Linked DNA regions of Homo sapiens: region 2 is linked to region 1. A link is a loop called in an ENCODE intact Hi-C map of the cell type or tissue named here. Cell type or tissue: CD4-positive, alpha-beta T cell. All regions are shown on one strand. Links, peaks and the distances in the headings refer to the core of each region. The heading gives the core; the rest is flanking DNA.

Region 1 (5,714 bases), core at 358-5,357:
CAGATTTTCTGCAGGGTGGTCTTAGTAATACAGATCAAAAGCCCATGATGCTGACAGTTACGTTCTAGAAAATAAGCCTGAAGGATATGAACCAAATAGCTTTGGCCACAGAGATGTTTCACAGCATTGTTTAGAATACTGAAAACCAGGAAACAAATGTTTAATTAATAACAGATTGCCTATAAATTAATAACATTTATGGTGCTTGTACATGTGAGAAATATGTGCAACCAGTAAAAATGATAATGTAAAGAATGACTGGAAAAGATATCCATACTAATATTAAGTGGGAAAAATAAGATTAAGATATATAGCATTATCTTGTTTTTTGCAAAAAGAAAGTGAAGTCAGTTATAAAGACAAAACCTCTGCAAATGTATATATGAATTTAAAATACATAAAAGGATATACACAAAAGAGCTTGAGTGGTAGCATTTGTTTTCTTATTCTTGCTTACTAAGACTTCTGTATTGGCTGAGTGTGGTAGTTCCTGTCTGTAATCTTAGCACTTTGGGAGGCTGAGACAGGAGGATCACTTGAGGCCAGGAGTTCAAGACCAACCTGGGCAACATAGGCCTCATCTTTACAAAAATAATAATAATAATTAAAAAGACTCCCTATGTTTCCTAAATAGAAATATAGTATTTGTAATAAAAGAAAAATAGCTTATTTTCTTAATTTCATTCAGGTTCTCTCATTAATATTTTCTTCCACTTCTCTGGCTCTGAAGCTCAAGGCTACTTATGCTTGAGGACACTCATTCATCCTCAACTGGCCATAGTTAACCTGTGGCTGTCCAACCTCATTTCTTCTTCCTCTCTCCTTATCCTTTTTGCTGTAAACCAATTTAGGTATCCACGGACAGGTCACTGAAAGAGATAGAGGAGGTGAATTATAAACGATTCCATTCTGCTCTTATAATTTGATACTTTGTATGTTAAACTTGTATTTAATGTAATATATTTAAATAAAATTTACTTACATGCTCTCGATGGTAACCCCTTCTTCCCATTTGCTTTGAAAGATTAAACTATCCCTTTTTATTCTGAAATCAGTTTGCTGCGAGACTTCTGTGGAGATCCAGAAAGATATAATAATGCATTTTAAGATGAACATTATGTTATATATTAAATACCTGTAATATCCTAAATGTAAAATATGTATCAGCTTTTCCTTAGTGGTTCTTTTTCATGCTCCTGCTCCTTATGTCCCTTCAATATGATGAAAAAAATATTCCTTTTGAAGTTGGGCCAAGATAATATAAAATGGTTAAATGGAAGAAGATATTAAAGGGGAAGGGTGTTCTGAAATCTAAGACGTATTTTTTTGGATAAGCTAAATCCAGATTTTAAATCATATAAACCTGGAGATCTGGCCAGGTGTGGTGATTCATGCCTGTAATCCCAGCACTTTGGGAGGCTGAGGCAGAAGAATCGCTTGAACCTGGGAGGCGGAGGCTGCAGTGAGCCTAGATCGTGCCATTGCACCCCAGCCTGGGCAACAAGAGCCAAACTCCATCTCAAAAAATAATAATAATAAAAATAAAGCAAACCAAACCAAACAAAAAAACCTGGAGAGCTTTACTTGCTTTACCAAAAGATCACCTCAGATTTCTTCAAATATCTTGACCTGGTAGTGTATTTTAAAATTTCTATTTTAAAATTTATGAAAATGTCACTTTAACTTTTTTTGAATTAAATCAGTAGTCTTGGTTTGAAGACCTTGCTTTGTGCTTCAGATTATAACTTTTCAGTGAAATTCTCCCAACCTTCCCTTAACCCTTAATTCAAACTGGAAATCGTTAGCTGTGCTAAAATGTTACCTGGCACTCTCAGTCAGTGACAATGTTATCTAGTCCTTGGCTTAATTATATGGCTGGACTGAGCCTTTAAGCAACCAGTATAGCTAGGAGTAGGGATCAGCAATGGGAATGCAGATATTTGTGGAATCGTAACTTTTCATTGTAATCAACCCAGTCCCAAAAAATGATCATCTAATGAAAGCCCAGGAGCCATATACCTGTTCTTAAAGCCAGTGGAAAGCAGGTGGCCACGACTCCTCTTTCTGCTGAGCTATCAAGTTCTTTGACTTTTTGTTGTTTGTTGAAATGTGCATTGTAAACCTCCATCATGCACATGAGGTGTGTTGTGTGGGGAGCTTATGTTGCCATATGTTTTCCAACAGAACTACTTGGCCCACGAGGAGCTTTTGATTGCTGTGGAAATGTTGTCTGCTGTTGCTTTACTAAACCAGGCCTTGGAAAGCAACGATCTTGTGTCTGTGCAGAATCAACTCAGAAGCCCCGCAATAGGCTTAAACAATCTGGACAAGGCATATGTGGAACGGTAAGGAACATTTTCCAAACCTTCTTTCAATGCAGAAATGCATGTTTGGCAGATCTTAAAAGTGAGGAATTTGCCTGTTGGTGGAGAAATCCATATACCATGCTCATGTTTCTTGAAAACTAGTCTGTTTTAAGAGTCCTTCTAATTAGTATCCTTGTTTACAGTATTCCTTCTGGGGAACAAGAAGAATCAGAAAGTGATCATCCTGTGGCAATTAATAAATGACTTTGTCGTTGGCAAAGATTATTTGATAGGCTGAAAATAAAGGAACTATTGGAAACATACCTTTCCTTGGGCGTCTTTTGGAAACCGCAGAATGTAGAAGAGTTGGAAGCAACTTTAATAATCATCCAGTCCAATTCTTTTATGTCACTGATGCAGAAACAGAATCCGGGTTATGGACCTAAAATTGGGCAGTTGGGCCCCAAACTCCACTCTTCTGATTATTAAGCCAAAGAAATCCTGAGACCACAGTGGGTCATGGCAGTGGGTAACAACATCCATTTATCTTTCATTTCATGTTTCTGAAGTGTGCTACCAGATAGTACAACTGATAGCATTGTTATAAAACACTATAGCGGATCTTGAGAGAAAATCAAATGGCCAGAATTGGGAGCCAGATGAGAGAGTCGCTGAGATAAAAGCCCCAGTTAAAATGAGTGAATCTTGGATTCTTGTAACCACCAGGGGGAGATGTCTGCACAGATCTTGACAAAAGCTCTTTTCAGCTACTGATTTTGGAACGGCTCTAATAGGCAGGTTGGCTAATTCTCTTGGGTCATGTACAGTTGCCAAGGAAAAACCAGAGATTTCTTAGGTTAAACAAATGGTATTTGACCACTTGTCTATGTAGTGAATGGCCAAAAGGTAATGGAAGGATGGTGGGTTTTCCTTGTTTTTAGTCTTTTTGGAGAAACTAATTCTCTTGTTCTACTTAAATTTGGCCATCTGGTTCATATGACTCCTTAGAGTGTGTTTCCAAGGTAATTTATATCTACCACCACTGTTTCTGTTACTTGTTAATGGCACCATTCTCTCCTGTAAGCTTAGAAACCTGAAGCCCAATTTGAGTTTCCCTCTGCCCTCAGCCGGGCACCCTCGTGCTCTAAAGAGCCTGCTGTCAGTAGCCAGTCTATGTGCCTTATACCTCTGCAAGATGTTTCCATTTCCCTGCAACCACCCTCACTTAGACTTCTCACTTTTGCTTCTGTAGTAACCCCTAAATTGGTCATCCTACTTCTTTTCTCTCCCCATTCATTAATCATTCCTACCTAACCAGGCTTTGCCATACTTTCTCAGTGCTAGAGTAGAAGACAGACCCGGTCAATCCCTTATGAAGCTTACAGGCTAATGGGGCATCTTGGTGAGATAACTGTCAAGACTATTCCACATATTTAGCATCCCTGGCAACTGTCCTCCACATGACATTAGCCCCTGACTCACCCATTCTGATTATCAAAAATGCCTGCTTCTTCATTTACAAATACCCTTAAAGAAGTGGTCCCATTCTATTTGAAAACCATATTCATACCTGTAGTTTCCAGCTGGGACCTACAGATGGAGCCTCACAGTTCGAGTGTTCTGTGTGAAGAACTTTTAAAATGTTTTGATTTTTTTTTTTTAATTTAAATACATTCTGGATCTGGAAGACCCAGTACTGACATGGGATTTAAGGGCCCACTTGGGTTCTTGTATTGACACTTGTATTGGCCCCAAATGATCTTCTACAGCCTTGGCATTTTACTTCCAAAGTCAGCATCTTAACTTGGGATCTTGGAATCCCAGTTTTGCAGATTATCAAGTTTGAGAAACACGGCTCTGTCCAGGGCCTCTCCCCATAGAGTGCAGGTTCTTCATAGCACAAGTGTGCTGTGCATGGCCACCTTGACAAATTCATGCAAAGTCTCTCCCTGTTCACCGTGGCTTCTACTCTTGGGGCTGTGTTTGCCCAGAGAGATTCTTTTGTCTAATTCTCACAAAAGTATTGTATGGGTTAACATTAGCCTTGGGCATACACTGTTCCCAGATTAACTGTTCTAAAATGTAACCCTATTCATAATTCTGTTTGATTGTTCCTTGTTCACATCCGAATTAAGAACAGACTTCTCATTCTAAGCATGTTGCTCTGACCTTACCTCCAGCTCCATCCCTACTCGTATTTTGTGCTTTAGCCAAGTCCAAGTGTACTTTCTGGTCTCTGTGTTCCTATGCGTGGTCCTCTCACCATCAGGAACTTGGTGCCTTTACCCAGCTCAGCTAAACACAGTATTGGAGCTTCTGAGCCCTGCCTACCATACATTATGTTCTGTGAGGTATATCCGTGCTTCTCCCCACCCTAGCATCTGATGTTATCTCTCCTGGGAGGTAGCATGATGTGGTTAAAGGAGCATATGCCTTGGAACCAAAAATATCTGAGATTGACCCTCCCTAACTAAGCCTTTTTCCTTCATCTATAAAGCACAAAAACAAAAGAAACAAAAGCCCCACTCTGCATTTGCAGAACTGTTTTGAGGATTTAGTGTTTGGTTCAGTGCCTGTCCCAGGGAGGGTGCTCCACCAATAAGGGTTTCCTTCCACTTCTTGCTTTGAACCCCATTATATCTACTCTTATGGACTCTTTAATGGTCCTTCCTGTGCTCTGCTTTTATACCTTTTTGGAATTTTTGTCGTCTTACCCACTGGTCTGAAAGCATAAAGGCTGCACCTTTTTCCTCCTAATATTCCTGTAGTGCCTGCCATGTTTTACATGTAGTAAGTGCTCACAAACATCTGCTGAACTAAATTGGATTACTGATCTTCTCAGAGCTTCCCAGGGCTCTTAGATTAGTAGACTCCTTACTAGTCTGTCCATAGATGAGGTGAAGAGAACTGAGAGGAGTGAGAGGAGAGGACATTGACCTGTTTGGGGAAACTACGGAATATTTCCCAAAGTTGGTAACTTCAGTACTGGAGAGAAATACTCAATTGGAAAAGCCTGTGGAGTTCTCTTGTGTTACTTTAAAAAAAATTTTTTTTTATTATTATACTTTAAGTTCTGGGATACATGTGCAGAACATGCAGGTTTGTTACATAGGTATACAAGTGCCATGGTGGTTTGCTGCACCCATCAACCCACCATCTAGATTAGGTATTTCTCCTAATGCTATTCCTCCCCTAGTTCCCCACCCCCTGACATGCCTCGGTGTATGTTGTTGTTCCCCTCCCTGTGACCACATGTTCTCATTGTTCAACTCCTACTTATGAGTGGGAACATGTGTTGTTTGGTTTCTGTTCCTGTTAGTTTGCTGAGAATGATGGTTTCCAGCTTCATCCATGTCCCTGCAAAGGACATGAACTCATCCTTTTTTTTTATGGCTGCATAGTATTCCA
Region 2 (5,714 bases), core at 320-5,319, 410 kb after region 1:
AGAATATTTGACTTCCTATAAATTGGTAGAGGCTTGCGTGCAGATTCAGTTTAGAATTCTGGGGCAGGACAAATTTGTAGGTATTGTTATGGGCCTCTGTCAAGAGACACATAATATCTGGTTTGCAGATATTGATGATTGATATTTAGGTCCATTAATTTATTAGGGGCTATGAAATGCTGATATTCTAATTCCACCATTCCTTCTTTACTTATCACTTGAAATCTTTCTATAAAGAGAAATTTCCCTTCATCTATCATTTGGTGAGCCAATGGCATGGTTCATATAGGAAGGGAGGATAAATTATACAAGTTACATGTTTTCAAATGAATTGGTTCACCGGTATCATCTGCTGTGATTAATTAAAGCTCCTTTGTCTGCTGTTTTGTAATTATTGTCTTTTGTCTGTGATATAATGCTGTAGCTAACATTATTCAATTTGACAAGTGAGCACAAGATGCAGACACAGCTTCACATACCACTTTTCTCTACATCAGTATGCGTTAATTCCTGAATTATCCAATATTACATTCACATTAGCCATCACTGAAAATGACACCTACAAGGCTGGGCATGATGGCTTACACCTGTAATCCCAGCACTTTTGGAGGCTGAGGTGGGAGGATCGCTTGAGCCCAGGAGTTTGAGACCAGATTGGACAATATAGCAAGACTCCATTTCTAAAAAAATAAAAAATAAAAAAATAAAGTTAGCCAGGCATGGTGGCATTCACCTGTGGTCCCAACTACTAGGTGGGCTGATGTGGGAAGATTGCTTGAGCCCAGAAGTTTGAGGCTGCAGTGAGCCATGATTGCACCACTGCACTCCAGTCTGGGCAACAAAGTAAGACCCCATCTCTAAAAAAAAAGAAAAAAGAGAATGGCACCTACAAAGTTAATGACACAGAAAGAGTTTAATAAGCATGTGCATACTTAAACCCCATAAAAACTTGAAGATACTTAGCACGTCTTTGTTCTGTGGTTTTTTTTTTTTTTTAAATAAGGGTCTTCAGAAGGCTATGGATTACTATTTAATTATATTTTAATCTTCCAGCTATTGTATCATCCTAGTTAGAACTGCTAAAGAGCTAAGGATTAACCTGGTTTTTGAAAGTCAGGGTGTAAGCCAGCCTACACGTCTCCCATAAACACGCTTGGTTCTTCAAGTTCCCAGCAAAAGCAACACAGCCATAACACAGGTGAGGTACATTGCTTATCAATATATACAGATTAATTGAAGTAAGAACTGTGCTGTTAAAGAGAAGTACCCAAACACATGTTCTTATAAGTTTATGCAAATAAATTCTCTAACAATTTTATATTGGAATAAAATATATATGGCAAAATATACAAACATTCATATTCCCACTGAATCTCTGTGGCTGTCTAGCCACTTGGCAGAAGATCAAAACTCTGCCAGTTTATGAAGCAGATTCTGCATTAAATTAAGGTACTGTCCTGGGCAATAGGGCAAGTGCCCATCTGTAGTAAAAATACAAAAATTAGCCAGGCACAGTGGTGCTTCCCTATGATCCCAGCTACTCAGGAGGCTGAGGTGGTAGGATTGCTTGAGCCTGGGAGGTCAAGGCTGCAGTGAACCGAATTCACACCACTGCACCCCAGCGTGGGTGACACAGCAAGACCCTGTCTCAAAAAATAATAATAATAAAATAAGGTATTGATGCTCTCTGTACATTTGGACCTAACAAAGACTCTCTCCTTGACCAAACTTTAGTCAATCTCTCCTGAGCCCTCTTCTCAACTAGGCCTCAACGTGCATAGCCCAGTTTTCACAAGAATCCCACAAAGTCAATTTAGAGAGAATCCCCCACCCTCAATATTTGATCGCTGTTGATGTCAATCAAATTCCTCATACCCTACCCTTGATATCTCATCAGCCTTTCCTGCCCTCAGCAAGAGCCTTGTTTGGCCACTCTAGCAAGAATGCCCCGTCTTTGATTTCTCTTCTTAGTAAATTTCCATCCACCATTACTCCCAACCTGCTCCTTGGCTGTAAATCTCCACTTGTTCTTGTCGTATTCAGTGTTGAACCCAGTCTCTCTCCCCTATTGCAATGGTCTTGACACTTTTACCTATTGCAATAGTTCTGATTAGGATCCTCCTTACCATGTTAATAAGGGTCAGAATGATTTTTTCTCTAACAAACCTGGGCCCAGCCTACTCTATCCAGCACTAATGTGCACCTCCCAGAAGTAAGGGAGTCTTCTTAGGATCCTCTTCTTTGATTACCTGAGATAGAAGGTGTGGGGGACCAAATTAAAGAGTACACCCGTTTCTCCCGACATTCTTTCCCATTCCTTAGATGAAGAACAAGAAGACATCACATTGCTAGATGCAGTAAAATGGGTACATAGGAAAACTTCACCAAAGGATTAAAAATAACATAATTACACTATCACAATAATCATTCCACTTACACAATAAAGTTAACTCAAGTGGGGATTCTTAGTTTCATGTTAATTTCCTCCCATAATGCCCCAAGATGGGGACATACTCTTCAGATAAATAGTCCTGCTCCTGGAGCACCCTGAGCATTCCTGGAGCTCCCTGCGCATTCCTGGCACTGGCATTTATCTCACTACATTCAAGTCACCTCTTGTCTGGGCTCCTCCAGGGTAGGGACACCTGGGGTGATGGTGGGAAGGTGGGGAGTTGCTCCTCATAGTTGAACACAGGCCTCTAATTCCATAATCATCTGAAGAACATCAGGCCCAGAATGTGGACCATTAGAAGCTCCAGGCAACATTTTGGCTCTTCAGATAGACAATACCGTGTTAGTCCTTAAACTTGTGCCTGAAACCTTTTGAAAATGTCAATGCTTTATTGCCACCTTCTGGTCAATTGTGTTTTGTGTTACTTCTTCAAGACGTCATTTGGTCTCAGTAAAAAGGATCTGAGAGAAATGAAGTCCCTGTCAGAGCAGAAATCCCACTTCTCCAGTGGTAGCCAACATGGACAGAATGTTATATATCCCTTGAGAAATTTCCCAAGGATGTGAATGCATGTATATGTCACACAAATGAATACTGTTCTGAATCTTGTAGGGTATAAAAGACAGGTCATTATAGCTTACATTTCTACAGAGCTTTGTTTTTAAAAAACAGTTTACAAAGCGCTTTCACATTTGGTCATTATAATAACTTGAGAGGCAAGTAGGATGTATTAATAGAATGATCTGTTGGCCATCCTATAAAAAGACAGGGAACTGTCAATGAACTCTAACTTTCCTTGCAGATTTGTGCTCCTATTAATCTTTTTAAGCTTTCTAGAATGGTTCTATATCTACTTTTTCATTAGCAAGCCCACTTTTGCACTTAAAATGTAATTTAGTTTACAAGAATAATGTACGCATCATATTAAACCATCTATTGTGTAGATAAAACTTTAATAATCAATTAATAACATGTATACATTAATGCCTCATGCTGATGCATAAACCTGAATTTATGGTTCATGATGATGACGATGATGAGACAGTAACATGTGAATTAAGAGCACTGCCTCTGGAAGCAGACTGTCTGAATTTGAATCCCAGCTCTGACTCTTTCTGGCTGTATTATCTTAAGCAAGTTACTTAATCTCTGGACTTCATTTTTGTTCTCTGTGAAATGGAGGTGATGATGATGATGATGGTGATGATGATGATGATACCTATCCCACAAGACTGTTATGATAATTAAATGAGTTAATATCAATACAGTGCTTAAAACAGTGCCTAGCACATAAATAATTATTTTTGAAAAGTAATTAAACCAGCTCCTGGCATGTAGCAAACACTATTTATAAAACAGAACAACAATAATTAATATTCATTGCAAACTTGCTATGTGCTAGGTTCTAAATTTAGAGCTTTCCACTCTATTATTTAATCTCCATCTGACATATGAGGAAACCTGAAACACAGAGCGCTTAAGTAACTTGCCTAAAGTCACACAGCTAATGTGGGTAACAGAACTGAGATTTAGTTAACGTGTCTCTGTCTAGAAGTTGTTACTTTACTACATAACACATGTCTGTGTTACAACTAAAGCATTTCACCCATTTATCAAGTTAATTCTATACTATTTGGAATCCTCTGTAACCCTAATGAGCTACATAAGCATCCAACTTTGTCTTTCTCTTCTAGGGTTTTGGTACACATTCAGATGAATCTTAATTTGTTCATGGCTATTTTATATGCAGACATATTCAATGCCAAATGAAATGCCATGACTATATTTAATAAGTGTATGATGATAATAAAGAAGTTGTTAGGCTTACATTCTGTCCTTGCTCATCAGGAGACTGTTCCAAGAAACTAATCTATAACTTTGGTAATTAAATATTTACTCATCATGATCTCAGATTGAATCCTCATGAACTAACACACGGCGAGAAGTACATATCAATAAACGATGGGATCATGACCAGGATCTTCCTTGAAACAGCAAGAAGGTAAATATGTAGTTGTGGCATTCCAATGTTTCCTTCGAATCATTTTAATTTCCTTTCTTATATTTTTAAATATTTTATATTATAAGAGAATTGTCAATAACTTGCTCCACCTCAGGGAAAAAAGGGAAGGGAGGAAAGGAGAAGACTCCTACAGAGTTAAATGCTTTCACATTTCTTGATTAATTCAGCACCCTACTCCACCCCCAAGTACAGGTGGGAGATGCTTCCTCACACCCACTCCACTGAGGGTCCAATCTAGGACTCCATCAGTCCTCTCCCTCTCCTTCGGTTCATGAGTGTCTTGGGGTATTATGTGCATTGGGTAGTGAAGCTGGCTCCCCAGCTTCACTGGGGATGAAGTGAGTGTTCCTATGAGTCAGTGGGGGAGGATGCTGGAGGAATGAAGTCCTCGTGGGCACCAAGGGAGGATGGTTACCAGAGTTCCCTGGTGCAGGCAGGGGTGACACTCCCATGAATGAAAGTAGAGCCAACTGCAGCTGATGGCCCAGCTCCCAAGCAGTTCCTGAGCACCAATAGCCCTCATGGTGGTCCCTTATCAGATCTGCCCACCCAGTTCTTCCTGGGCAATGCGCTCTCTCTCTTCTTGAACACCTTTTCCTAATGCCCAACCCAGCCCCAGACCCTGTTTCCTCTTTACTGTATCCTCTTGTTTCCTTTTGGTCTTGGAAAAAATTCTTACTTCCTTTAGCTCCTAACCTTCTCTAGGGTACTTCTTGCTTTTCCTCAAACTCTAGTCTTTTGTTCTTTTCTGATAGGCTGATGTTCATCAGACTCAGAACCCATTCCTTTCCTTTCAGACAGAATCTAAGGGAAAATGATACTATATTAATTATATGACTTATAATTGTTATATAACACACACATATGTATGTATACACACACACACACACACACACACACACACACACACACAGTGAGAGAGAGAGAGAGCCTTGCTTTGTCACCCAGGCTGGAGTGCAATGGGGTGATCATGGTTCACTGCAGCCTTGACCTCCCAGGCTCGGATGATCCTCCCAAGTAGCTGGGACCACAGGAGTGCAGCACCATACCTGGCTTATTTTTAAAATTTTTTAAATTATTATTTGTCTCCTTATGTTGCCCAGGCTGATTTCAAACTCCTGGGCTCAAGTGATCCTCCTACCTTGGCCTCCCAAACTGTTGGGATTACAGGCATGAGCCACCATGACTGGCCAACATATAATTATTGTCGTAATATTTTATAATATTTGGACATTATAT

What was found. Peaks named below come from ENCODE experiments on the same cell type or tissue, not always from the same donor. Only the 100,000 strongest peaks of a DNase experiment are listed, where the experiment ranks them.
Region 2: a loop joins it to region 1, with 5 times the contacts of the local background. A loop is called at or near these places in 37 of 110 quality-filtered maps.

The regions. Positions count from the first base shown.
Region 1 is chr5:76,598,628-76,604,341 of GRCh38, forward strand. IQGAP2 (IQ motif containing GTPase activating protein 2) reads left to right here. Exons shown (of 36, transcript NM_006633.5): 11 at 2,185-2,345. Among named protein-coding and RNA genes, the nearest start is that of F2RL2, 22 kb to the right of the region's middle. In CD4-positive, alpha-beta T cell, for the core only: a CTCF peak has its summit at 3,019 (motif pointing right); a DNase peak (open chromatin) is centred at 3,044.
Region 2 is chr5:77,013,517-77,019,230 of GRCh38, forward strand. No RefSeq gene overlaps it. Among named protein-coding and RNA genes, the nearest start is that of AGGF1, 14 kb to the right of the region's middle. In CD4-positive, alpha-beta T cell, for the core only: no CTCF peak of the experiment used is centred there; a DNase peak (open chromatin) is centred at 2,845.